3 separate regions of the Homo sapiens genome follow, and all the other regions are linked to region 3. A link is a contact called in ENCODE Hi-C or POLR2A ChIA-PET data. All regions are on one chromosome and are shown on one strand. The core of a region is the stretch at or near the end of the contact, and the rest is flanking DNA. Distances in the headings are between cores, read along the strand shown.

The links. Hi-C counts contacts between places; a loop is a spot of excess contacts on that map. ChIA-PET counts read pairs that join two places held with the same protein, here RNA polymerase II (POLR2A). Pooled maps may share reads with other maps.
Region 1: a loop to region 3 is called in a map of sigmoid colon, with 5 times the contacts of the local background. The contact joins the enhancer-like site here to the promoter of NFIL3 in region 3. A Hi-C loop is called at or near these places in 1 of 168 maps with a recorded cell type or tissue (sigmoid colon).
Region 2: a loop to region 3 is called in a map of CD4-positive, alpha-beta memory T cell, with 8 times the contacts of the local background. The contact joins the promoter of CENPP here to the promoter of NFIL3 in region 3. A Hi-C loop is called at or near these places in 1 of 168 maps with a recorded cell type or tissue (CD4-positive, alpha-beta memory T cell) and 6 of 50 pooled maps. POLR2A ChIA-PET finds 5 or more read pairs at or near these places in 1 of 52 experiments (Panc1).

Annotation. Positions count from the first base shown.
Region 1 is chr9:92,032,968-92,037,052 of GRCh38, reverse strand. It overlaps SPTLC1 (serine palmitoyltransferase long chain base subunit 1), which reads left to right. Exons shown (of 15, transcript NM_006415.4): 14 at 2,170-2,243. Among named protein-coding and RNA genes, the nearest start is that of SPTLC1, 80 kb to the left of the region's middle. Within about 2 kb of position 1,757, at least 8 of the 41 ENCODE cell types and tissues checked have a DNase peak (open chromatin) inside an H3K27ac peak, as active enhancers do; they include sigmoid colon, where a contact is called at or near this core.
Region 2 is chr9:92,323,571-92,327,781 of GRCh38, reverse strand. It overlaps CENPP (centromere protein P), which reads right to left and starts at 1,829. Exons shown (of 8, transcript NM_001012267.3): 1 at 1,677-1,829. The coding sequence starts at 1,783. NOL8 (nucleolar protein 8) reads left to right here and starts at 2,432. Exons shown (of 17, transcript NM_017948.6): 1 at 2,432-2,476; 2 at 3,573-3,759. The coding sequence starts at 3,621. RefSeq lists enhancers at 2,224-2,333, 2,364-2,483, 2,262-3,150.
Region 3 is chr9:91,422,139-91,426,490 of GRCh38, reverse strand. NFIL3 (nuclear factor, interleukin 3 regulated) reads left to right here and starts at 2,659. Exons shown (of 2, transcript NM_005384.3): 1 at 2,659-2,851. It overlaps LOC105376146 (synapsin-1), which reads right to left and starts at 2,458. Exons shown (of 2, transcript NR_188612.1): 1 at 95-2,458. RefSeq lists silencers at 1-11, 2,322-2,721.

The DNA of each region.
Region 1 (4,085 bases), core at 508-3,007, 610 kb before region 3:
CTTCTAGAGTCAATTACATTAAAAAATAAATAAAAAGCCCCAGGATCTGAGCTTCCTAAGGAAACATGTCAGATTATGAATGATCAGGCTGGAGCTACTTATCTTGTGAGGTGAGGAAATGCAGCTGATGTCCCCTCAGGCACAACTCTGTGGACATGAAGACTCTCTAGACAGGGAAAAACATCCCACTGCCTGCTTTACTGCCTCATTGTTTGTATTGTAACGTTCCTTAAATACAGACAAACACAAAACTAAGTATGACATCTTTGTGATTAGAGTTCTCATACAAATGGAAAACTAAAACGCATTTATACATTAAATACAAACTAAATGGACAAGCCAGTAAAATTCCCATTCATTTCATTACCTTCATGAGGCAGGTGAATTTGTTTTTTTCAATGGACTTGCCCCAGCGGGACAGCTGAGAGCTGTGTTCACAGAGCAGGCTCATGAGCTGCATGCGCTGGTGTTGGGTCTGAGTAATGGCTCCGCCGTTCTCACTGAGTCTCTTCTCGAACTGCATCAGGACAGTTGTCCACACATGCTTCATGTTGAGGGACAGTTGCCTCCTTCAGATGCCAGTGTATTCATTGCATAGTAAATCCACCTCTGTTCTCTTTTCATTAGATAGCAACAGCTAAAGTCTTACTACTGCTTTGTACCAAAGAGACGCAGAGGAGGACGTGCGAATGAAGCAACTCGGTGTTAAAATACCATGCTTACAGGAATTAGCCACGTAATGAAAGAGGAAACGAAAAGTCTGTGGACAGCTCACAGATCCCAAACTCCTGTCTGTGGGCCTGGTTTGATACTGGCTCTCTTAAGGAAATCCTCTTGAGAGTTGAGTGAGAAGAGAACAATCTGGGGTAGGGAACAGAATACTATCTAGAAACTTCATTGATAGAAAAAATACATATATCTTCCCGCTTCTGTGCATCATCACAGCTTCCATTTTTAAAATCTTCCGAATCTTTTGTTCCACTCCCCTCATCTTTTCAATATTTGAAGGAAAGAAAAGAACCATGCTGCTGTAACTCTTATTTAAGCTTTGTAGATCTGAGAGGCTTTGCCAAGTTTATGTTGAGTTGCTCAACAGGACACTGTTTTTACAAACTGAGCTATTGTTTATAATGTCTCTTAACCAGCCAGGGCTAGAAACAGAGCCAGTCCAGATGTTTGCAGGAGTTCACTTTTCCAAGTACACTTCCAGAGCCTAGAGTCAGCGGGAGGCTGTTGTCATTGCCTAGTATGGTTTTTCCATCTCTTCCTCGCAGCCTACGACGTGACCCCTCTTCAGGCAGATACTTTTACTGCCAGAGACATGGAATAATTGTTCTTTCCTTTACACTGCCCTTTGCTCTGTTGCTATTTTTTTTTAATATAACTCACATACCACATACCATAAAATTCACCCTATTGAAGTATATCGTTAAGTGGCTTTTAGTATCATACATTCAGCAGGTTGTGCAACCATTACTATCTCATTCCAAAACTTTTTCATCACTCCAGAAAGAAACCCCTGTAGCCTATTACCTTGCTCTGGTGTTTGTGCTTTCTTTATTTTAGTAGAGATTGTTTTCATTTTTTCTTAATGTTGACAGATGGTTAATATATAGGAAAGCTGGGTAAAACTTTGTTAACGCCAGATTCTGCAGTGCCCAGTGGCACCATGCCCAGATGCCACATGTGGACATCGTTTTTGCTAATATCTGAAGTGCAGTGGTTTTTCTCTGACGCAGTTCTACTGGTGGTGGTGGTCATAAGTCCAGCCTGCAGGACTTTGCTCGCACCACTTCCTCATGTGCTAACTCTGCTTTGTCTAAATGGTAGTCACTAGCTAGCTATGGCTGTTTGAATTTAAACTAAGTGGAAATAAGAAAAGGTGCAACTGTGACCTCTCAGTAGCACCAGCCATATCTCCGTGTGCTCAGCAGGCACACAGGGCTCATGGCGACTGCTGGGCACTACACAACAGAGGTATTTGTCATTGCAGAAAGTTCTGTGGACAGTGCTGCCAAGGTGGTGGTGTAGTATTTTGGTGATATCTTCTAGCAATTATAATTGGAAAAGTGAATTAAAGCTACCGTTGCAGGATTTCAGCGTTCCCCCAGTTTAATTACCACCATGTCTGAAGTCCAGGTTGCAGATGTCTTCTTTTTCTTCCTACAGTGCATGAACAGAAGTATTGCATTAACTCAGGCGCGCTACTTGGAGAAAGAAGAGAAGTGTCTCCCTCCTCCCAGGTCAGTTGACGTTAAAATATGACCTTATTTTTTTCCCCTACTCTGAGCTCTATGAAATACGTTATCTTTTGAAAAATTTTGAAAGACTATCATAGGCTATGGAAGAATATCTGTCATTAAAATATAGTACATTACCTGTCTTCTGCTCTTAAACTAGAAGTTTCTAAAATTTTAACTGAAAAGCTCCCAAGGACTCACTGAGTACCCTCTCAGTTAACTCAGAGAAATGTCTGGGAGCCCAGCAATGAACTTGGGCAAACTGAGTTTCCATCAGCTCATATCTGCCACATCTGAAAGGTGGCACATGCCACACCAGGAGTTCCTGCCACAAGGACCGTCCTGCAGGGAAGATCGGCAGTGTGGGGTGGGGGTGGGCATGCGCCTCTGCTGCTCCTTCAGTCAGCAACACTCAGTAACATTTGAGAAAAAACAAGCAACAGTGGGGAAAATGTACAGCATCAAGAAAAAACACCAAAAGTGAAAGACTAATGTCTTACTTTTAAGGAGACTGGATTCTGTTCACAAAGCATATACGAGGTAGTCCAAGGAGTTGGCCATCCCACCACAGCACTGGGCCAGGCAGTCACAGCAGGGGGCATGGACATGGTCAGTTCTGCCCTGGGGCATTGCTCAGGCTTTTGAGAGCAGGCGATGTCTACACCAAAACTAGAGAAGTGTGTGTGTCGGGCATCCTGTGGGCATCGTGGCTTTCCATCAGATGAGGTGGTGTGTGCTTTGCTCAGGGTTTTCAGTGGCTTGGAGACCTCCAGGTTCATCTGGGAGTACAGAGTGCAAGCCGCAGAAGAGCTGGAGAGAAGGGTCCTGAGGCCAGGTGCCAAGTCAGGGAGGCTGCAGGAGAGCCCACTGGGGAGTTTGAATGCTCTGCCGGCCCACAGTGCCAGACCAGGATTTGGAAGATCACTCTGGTAGCAGCTCAAAGCACCTTAAGGAGCCTGCCCTTTTCAGCCAGGTGCAGTGGCCCACACCTGTAACCTCAACACCTGGGAGACCGAGGTGGGCAGATCACTTGAGCCCAGGAGTACAAGACCAGCCTGGGCAACATGGTGAAACCCCATCTCTGTAAAAATTAGCCAGGCATAGTGGTGCACGCCTGTGGTCCCAGCTACTTGGGAGGCTGAGGTGGGAAAATCACCTGGTTCCAGGAGGTCAAGGCTGCAGTGAGCTGAGATCACTCCATTGCACTCCAGCCTGGGCTGCCCCCTTCATTTTTTATTGCACTCATCCAAAGGTGTAATCCTACATCCTACGTTTACTTGTTAGTAAGACCGTAGGTGCATGAGGACGGGAGCCGTGCTGGTTTTGTGCCCTCAGGACTCCATGCACAGCATAGTACAGCTCAATAAATATGTGTCAAATGCATGAAACAGATGTTTACAGATGAACTCTGGGGGACAGAGGTAGCATTGTCCTTTCAAGCTATTATTTCTTTGATTTCCTGAAAACTTGAAAATTTCTGCCATGCCTTAGAGTATTACAGAGCTTTCACATTGCTATTGACATAAATACGAACAATCAAACTGTCGTTGATTTGAGAAGGATGGAATTCCTGCTTTGTGCCTGGCACTGCCTGAAGCAGTACATGATGGACAGGATGCTATTTCCCAGCTTCTGAGGCAGAGCCCACGGAAACTCACTCTGACTGGGTGTGCACTGGTGTGGTGTAGGCCGAGGCCTTCAGGCTGCAGATTCCCTGCCGCAGCAACCCACCTGCCACAGTAGTGAGAAAGTGACTGTGGGCAGCAGGTACATGAATAGACAGGCCTATTGGGAGGACTGCCAGGAGAGGTTTGTTTACAAAAATAGGCAGTGGATTTGGCTCTC
Region 2 (4,211 bases), core at 580-3,079, 900 kb before region 3:
AGCAATATTGAAATAATTGCAGTTCATCCACCACCAGATGCTAACTGATTCCCCTGTTCCACAGGCTTTGATAGGACAAGAGAATGATTTCAAAAATTTTCTTTTGATAAGATCACCAACCATGGACTTGTTCTAACAGGTTTACAAGGCCTGTGTACTTAAGTACCTTTGCTTCCCTCCTTCAACTTTTGACGTACAGGGCCTAATTGTAATGCATTTAAATATTAAGTCAGCTTCCCAAAATGAATATGGAGTGCATGTAATATGCATTTTTATTCAGTACAGGTGAGCACATCTCCCTTCGTGAATATTCATAGCCCCTCCTATAACCTGTTGAATATGTATACCTAGCCCACTCATACAGCATAAATCCCTGCCCCAACCCCTCCTCCTCCAAAGTGTGGGCCTTTCTGCTTTGCCTGAGACTATGCTTCCTAGCCTGTCAGGATGGCCACTTTGCAGACTGTAACCCTTTTTAAGAAATAGTCTCTCTAAATTTGCAGATCTCATGATTTTTCAGTTGACACTACTATGGGGACTAATGAAATCTTGTGGCCAGTAAAGAAACTATTTTTCCCTGGTTCTTAAACTTCCAAGTGTGCACACAAATCCTCTGTTAGGGCAGTGTATTTTTTTAAAATGCAGATTCTGATTCAGTAGGTCAGGATGTCGCTCTAACAAACCGCCAGGTAATGCTAAAGCGTCCCATCTGTGGAGCACACCTCAAATAGCAAGGGTCTTTAATACATTTACTCTCATTTGTGGAGGAGCACACCTTTTTCCTCTCCCTTTAACCAGTCACAGCTTCCTCTACTTTCATGACCGCACGCAGACATTTTCTGTAGATCTCCTCCTTCCCATTTTCTACCAATTCTTCTCCAGTTAGCTCAGGAAAAATCCCATTCTTTCTGCACCTATGTCAAATTACTCTTGACTCAAAAATTGAAGACAGTTTATGTTTTCGAGAGGCTTCTATGTTTGAGATGATAATACATAATTACGGTTGCAGAGCTTTTCTCTCCCTCTCCTTCAATAAACCAAAAGTGCCCAGACTTTGGAGTAAAATTTTTGGGTCCCAATCCATCTCTGACAATTCCTTTCTCTGGAACCTTGGACAAGCTACCTAACTTCTCTGAGCCTCAGTTTCTTCAACTATAAAACAGGGCTAACAGTAGCACCTACCTCAGAGGAATGTCAAATTCTCCTGCAGTCTATATTAACTACTTTTCTTTTATCAACTTAGTTTTTTACCGAAGTTATTTTTCAAAGGAATTTTTATGTCATCGTAAACACAAAGTCATTATCAGTTGAGATGGTTAGCTGACCTACCAAAACAAATGCCATGAAACCAAACGGAGTTATTAAATCCCAACTAGAGATACTTCTGCATACTGGAGGCGGAATTATCTAGCTAGGGATATAGTCAAGACTTCCTCCTTGTCAGTCATCCACACAGACGACTGCGATTAAACGAGTTAATACCCTGCAATGCGTTTACAGCTGGGCGCCGTACGCGCTGCTCCCAACTCTAGGCCATCGTCATGACAGGATCAATGCCAGTTCATGCCCACTTTCTAGGGCTGGGAGTAGGAGACCGAGGATGTCTGTGGAGATTCACCCGCCTGGCCCGGGAACCCTGGCCAGCGGGCCCTGGGGGACTTGGGGTGGTCACGTACTGGACTCGGGACTTCTCTTCCCAGGGCGCCGGTGGGTCCTCACACGCTCGCCGCAGGGCCGCGATCTCAGCTTGCAAGGCGCGCACCTCTGCCAGCTCTGCGTCCATGGCGCGTTGCTGACCGCAGCCGGGCCGGCAGCGCAGCTGTCACTCCGACCTGCGCGCTTCACCCGCGCTTCAAGCCTCGCGCGCGCTCCCGGCGCGGACCATCCCAGAGCTCACGCGGAGGGGAGGCGGGAGAGCTCCGCGTGACCCCAGCGGCCCTGCACGTCCAACTCCGCTCTCGCACGAGAGCCTGAGTCCTCCACTTCCCCGCACACGTTTCCCTGGCTGTCTAAGCAGTGGCTATACTTTCTCTGGAGAGCGCGTTCTTTGCTACTCCAAGCCCAAGCGCTCCGCTGCTCACCCTAGCCGGCAGCCTTGGAGCCGCCCGGCCGCGTGCCTCACTAAAGAGGCAGGGCTGGGATCACGTGGAGGGGAGCGCCTCTTTATTTTTTTCACCTACTTCCTCTCTTACGCCGACCTAGTCCAGGAATTGGTACACACAGCGATAGTGTTCAATAGAAACTAGGGGATTTTGGTTTAGGCTCTTTTGCAGTCGTTGAGGGGGAGGTGACGGAGGCGTCAGGGAAGGTGGGAGGACGGAAAAGGAAATTAAAAGCTCTTGGGAACTGAATTGTGGTAACGGAACCTTAGGAGGCTGGGTTGGAAATCGAGTAGGAAGGAAGAGAGGATGCTCCGTTGGGACACGTGACCAGAAGTTAGGGGCTGCAGCGGCGCTGGCTTTAGGTGAACGACGTGGTGAGGAGTGGGTTTCGGGCATGAGAAGTCACAGGGCCGTTTCCTAGTCTCTCTTCACTTCTTTGGGTCTTCTCAGAGAAAGAAGGCTGCCGTGGGTAGGCTGGGGGCGGAGACTATCGGGAAGAGGTAGGCCGAAGTTCTGCCCAGAATACACGCCATGTGGTGGACGCTGGTTGGGAGTCTCTTCTGGAAAGAGTCTGTCAGCTCTTGGGGAAGGGAAGGGCGAGAGCTGAGCGCCTGCCGGGTGCTAAACGAAATGAGAGATACTATGATGGGCCCTAGTACCTCTGGAAAAGTTTTCCTGAGTCCCCTGTGATACAGCAACCTTCATAGTATAGTGTTAAGAATTCCAAGTTCTGAAGGTAGACCTGCATTATAATCCTGGATTCACTAATTTTCGGTATGGCATTGAGGAAGTGACTTAACCTCTTCTGCTCTCCTGAAAAATGGGAAACATGCAAACTACTTTGTACAATGCAGGCACATAGCAAAAACACAAGTCTGTATTCGCTATATCCCTTGATCTTTGTGTCTGAACCCCACTTTGCAGCACTTTTATTGTGACATAATATTGTGCCATTTGTTTTATTCTTTTGTGACTATAAGGAGCTCCTAGCCTCTCTATTCACTTCTTTGGGTCTTCTAGGAGGAAGAAGGCTGGGGTGGGTAGGTTGGGGGTGGAGACAATTAGGAAGAGGTAGGCTAGCTCTTTTTATCTTTTAGTGCGTTACATCCTGTTTCTGTCAGACTTTGTTAAAGACAGTAAATGAATGTATGAGTGAGTCAAGGAAAAACATCTAAAAACATGAATACATAAAATTAAGAGGGATAGAGTGTAATATTATGGCCATTTGGAGGAAAAAAACTCTGTCTGTACCTGTGTCTATATGGGTATGGGGTTGCTGTTCCAAAGTGCATTCATGAAAGATGTGGATGTAGGGCTTGGGCAAAACCTCGAAGACTAAAATTTGGAAGTAATACAATAGGAAGTGAAATACAGATCCAGGAGACGGATTTGATACAGAAGGTTCAGAGGAAGTAGTTGTTTTGTTAGATTTTAGAAGAACTAAGGGAAAGAACTCTTCTCTGTATACAGAAAATTACTTTTCCCACTGAAACACACCCAAGTATATGCCCAGCCTTCATGAAAGTGAACAGAGAAACGAAGCGCCTTTATGTGGGTGGCCTTAGCCAGGACATTTCTGAGGCAGACCTACAAAATCAGTTCAGCAGATTTGGAGAAGTTTCGGATGTGGAGATCATCACACGGAAAGATGACCAAGGTAATTTATGGTCCTTCACTGGGCAGTTATAGGCAGACATAACTCAGGTTAAGTGCTAGAAAATAAAACAACCCCAAGATAAATGTTAGCTCTGAACACCAAAAGTTTTAAGTGATGTTGTGGAGGTATAATGTGTGATGTGGAACTTGACCAGAATTTGTTTCTGAAATAAGAAAAAATTCCAAATTCTAAAACATCTGATTTCAGAAACATATTAACTTCCAGTTTTGAGAACTAGAATTTTCTAACATGGATTAAGTGTCCCGTTAAGTAGACTATCACTAGCATACAATCAAAATGTTTCCTTATCTGACTACTGGACATTTTCTTCTTTTTTTTTTTGGAATATTTTGATAATTATGCTTATTTTTATAGCCAATAAAAAACAAGGTTTATCTTTGAAATAATAAGTTTTCAAGAGCTATTTTTTTTTTTAATTTAGAAACAACCGT
Region 3 (4,352 bases), core at 1,410-3,909:
TGTCTTCCTAGAAGCCTCCCCACCCTGGTTAATTTGTTTCAAATATCTTAGGTTTTTATGCTCCATTTACTCGAGTTAATCTGCAAATACTTACCTACTCTGTGAATGTTCTAGGATATAATATTAGATACATCATCACTTCGGCCCTGGGGACAGATCCTTCATCCTGTTGTTTAGTGGTGTCCTAATCACCAGGAGGAGCTAAAGAGTTGTTTTCTAAGCTGGTATCTCAGATACCTTTCACACTTCCTCTGATTTCCAAGTTAGATGGTAACAATGAATGATGCACAGATATAATACATACACAATCTAAAATACTCCAAGTAAATATAGGAGCATTCGATTTCAAAATTCAGCATAAAGAATAAGTTTCCAGGTTGAGAGAACTCCTCCAGCATCACTGCCTGGGGTGGCTCCAGGCACGTTCTTTACCTGTCTTGAAGGTCGAGTTGTCTTTAAAGAAAGACATTTACTACAACGGCTTTGAAATTCCATGAAATTATTCAAAATGCAGAACAAGGTCAGAACACGTGAAGGGGAGGGTAGATTATGCAGGACAGCCCTGGATTTCTAGACAATAGCTGCATTTCTGACCCCAAAAAGGCAACTAATATGGATATGATTTTGATTTCATCTAAGAGAGGTTCTCAAAGCTACAAATAAGCATTGTAAGGTTTGGGCAAAAAGGAAACTATCAGTAAATTTGAGAAAAGTGGCCAGGCACAGTGGCATGCGCCTGTAATTCCACTACCAGGGAGGCTGTGGCCGGAGGATCCTTTGAGCCCAGGAGTTCCAGGCCAACCTGGACAACATAGTAAGACCACATCTTGAATTATTATATATGTATGAGAAAAGTGGAAATTATAAACTAAAATCAGGATTTGTTCTCATGAAGGTAGTCAAGTTTGGAAAATGTGTAGTGGAGGGGATGTGGTTCTTGCATTAGTCAGCACCGGGAAGATGGTGTCGGGGAACACGCTAAGCCCATATTGTACGTCTGAGTTTTCAGAGCCTTGTCAGCAGAGCTGTACTACCAGATAAATCACGAACAAGAGTGCGTTCAAAACCACAACGCTGCCCTGGAAGGCTTTCCAAAAACTCAACTGATAGGTGATAAAAATTTTTTAAATATGACTTGCGTTATTATGATATTAACTGTGCAAGAAGGGGAAAGGTAGAAAAGACAATCTTGGCGAGTAGATAGATCTGCTGCTCATGGCAGACACTAGGGATGGTACCTGGGTGTTCACTCTGCTCTTCTCTTTACTTTGGTTTTTGCTTTTTAAAAACGAAAGGAGCAAAAAGAAGTGGAAAGTCGTGGAGGCACTCGGCCCAGCCCCCACGTAGTTCAAGGAGACCAGGAGGGAGCTGGCTGGTGGAGGTCCTGCCCACCTGCCACACTCCGTATTTGGGCAAGCCTGTGAGTCACTGTCGGGAACATGGCTCCCTTCGCCAAGGCCAGCACTGACCACTATCCGTGTATCGGTAAACGCAGGGAGTGTGCCACGTGCCTTGACAGTCTAGCGCGACGACTTAAGAAGTCGCGGCTAGGTGCTCTTTTTTCCATTTTTTTACGTCTCTTCCGTAGCCCGGGAATTTGGGAGAGAAGACTACCGTATCCAGTTAGACGCAGAAATAACACTAAGCAGCTATCAGCTCAAAATCACAGGAAGAGATCCCGCGCGGTCGTCTCAAGCCCCAGCACCAAACGACAGTGGGCGTCCCAGCGGGGGCACCCGAGCGCGGACCTTCACATCCTCCGAGGAACGCCGCACCCGCGTGGCGGGGGTGGGTAGATGGACCTCAGCGAGCCTCGTTTCCCAGTCGTGTTACGCAACAACTTTGCAGCCGTCATCTTCGCCCTAATTGTGCAGGGGGCGGTGTTTGTGCGTGGAGCTTTCCCTCCCGGCTCCGGGCCGTCGCGGCTCTCGGGAGAGGCGCCGGGACATTTTAATCGCTGCCTCCGCCGCGCAGCCCTGCGCAGCTGCCCGGCCGCGCCAACCCCTTCCCCGCCGCAGCGCGCCCCGAGTGTTGGCAGCTTGCCAGCCGCCACCCCCCGCCTTCCCTCCTGCCCACCCCAAGGTAGAGGGCTCCTCTCGGGAGTGTGCGGGGAAGGGGAGGCCGAGGTCCGGGCCACGCCCGGGTAGCCGCAACCCGCAGTGCTCAGTCGGCAACAGGTAGCCCAGCAGGCTGCGGCTCTCAGGAAGACAAAAAGCGCCTCTGCGAGCAAGTGAGGGTCGCGGGGAGCGCAGAGCCACCGCGGCGACCGGGAGGGTGAAGGGAGCCAAGAGCGGACGGGGCGGTGGGACGGGGGGCTCCCGGGCTCCTCCGCAGGCTCGCTCCGGTCGTGTCGGCCGCGTGGGCCGTTGCGCAACACTCGTTGCGCCGGGAATGGGGCGCCAGCCCTCGCGGGCGCTCGGACGGCGGTGGCCCTGGCCGGGGAGGGACGCGAGCTGGTAGTGGCGCCGCCGCGGAGGGGGAGCTGAGGGCGGGGAGGCGGGGCGGGGCCGCGGAGTGCCCGCCCCGGCCCGCCCCTGCCGGCCGCGGCCATTGGCGGCGGGCCGGGGGCGGGTGCGGGCGCGGCGATTGGGGCCGCGGCCGCCAGTCACGCGGGGCTGGCGGGCGGCGACGTAGCGCGGCGCTCGGAACTGACCTACTAACACACATCTCTCCGCGCGGCCACGGCGCCCGCGGACCCGGCGCGCCCGCCCGCCTCCCGCGCCGCGCCCTCGCCGCCGCCCGCCTCCCGCCGCGGCCCCGGAGGCCCGGCCCGGCCCGAGCCCCGAGCGCCGGCGGCCCGACTCCCGGCCGCCCCTTTCTTTCTCCTCGCCGGCCCGAGAGCAGGAACACGGTAAGCGCTCCGCCCACCGCCGGCCGGGGGCCCGGCGACCGCTCCCAGGGCGCGCTGCGGGCGGGCGGGCGGGCGCGGGGTGCGGGCCGCGCTGTGTGCGGGGTCGGGCTGTAAGCTGGGCTCGCCAGCGGCGGCGAGTGCGCGCGGGGCATTCATTACATAAACTTTTGCTGCCTTGTCAGGATGGGACTCGCCACCTTAAGGTGGCTGCTTTGATTGCAGCGCCTTCGCGCCGGCACGTAGTCCTGGCTGGTTTGCGCTCTCCCCCCGCTGCTGTTGCATAATGTCTCCTGATTTCAGGAAAATTGATGTTTTGGTAAAGAAGAGCGCCAGGCAGGCTGAGCCCTCTCCGAGCGGGAAGATGCTCTTTCCTCTCTAGTGTCTTTCTTTCTCGTTCCTTCTCTGGGGCTGGCGGCGTAGGGGGGAGAGGAATGGGGGGTTGAGGAATGGGGAATAGTCTTAATTTGCTTGGTGAGAAAAAGGGTTGGTAGCGTGAACGGTGACGGCATTCGGAGAATGCCTGCGCGGCGTTTGTTTGTGTCAGGGGCTGTGTCTGCACAGACGTTTTCCACCCTGTTTGTCGTCAGCGTGTTTTACAAGCCCTCGGGAAGGTTGTGGGATTTGTCCTTTCATACATTGCATAATCTGCCCACGGTGAAATGTTGGCAAGAATTGCGGGCTGATGTGGGAATATGCGCGTATGTGTGCAATGATTTGGTAATTGAGGCGCAGCGTTGGATATTAGATCGTTATTTACGTCTATATTACGTCCCAAATAAACAGGTTTTAAAACGATACTACAAAACCTAAAAGCAAGAATTGCTCGCATTGAATTCTGATCTTGGGTACTACTGGGGTTCGCCCTTTCAATGTTCTCAGCTGTTATTTTTAAATCTGGGACGAACCATTGTGACGTTTACCTCCCCACCTTCCTAATTTTAATGCATTCCATTCGATCAGCCCTTTTTCTCACCTTATTGTCATTGCTTTTTCAGACACGACAAGACAAATCACATAATAGTTTCCTGGAAATGTTGCATTATGTAACTGCCGAATTTGCTGGCAGTGAGCATAGAGAGAGGGAGCTAATTACGTGATTTTATAATCTTGCTACAAAGAAAGTAGGACAGTCTCAGCCTTTAAGAATGTCACTATAACAGTTTTTTTTTTTTCCTTAAGGATATTTTAAACAGGAAAGTAGACAACCGGGTAAGCATGGAGTTTGCTCATGCTGCCGAATGTGTGTCTTTTGCCCTAAATGAAACGCACGTTCTTCTAAATTTAGCCCTATCACATTTTAACAATTGTGGCCTCGCAGTGCTATTTCTGGTGTTTTCTCCAGGGCTGTGTGCAAATACAAGTTCAAGGCCATTTGCTGTAGTTTTAACTCCACGCCTTCGGAGACCTTTGATAAGATTGTATTTTTAGGAAGGCATTTCGCAGCGCCCGGTGATTTGCTGGATGCTGGCTCCCATTTATGTTTTTAAAGGACACTTTAGGA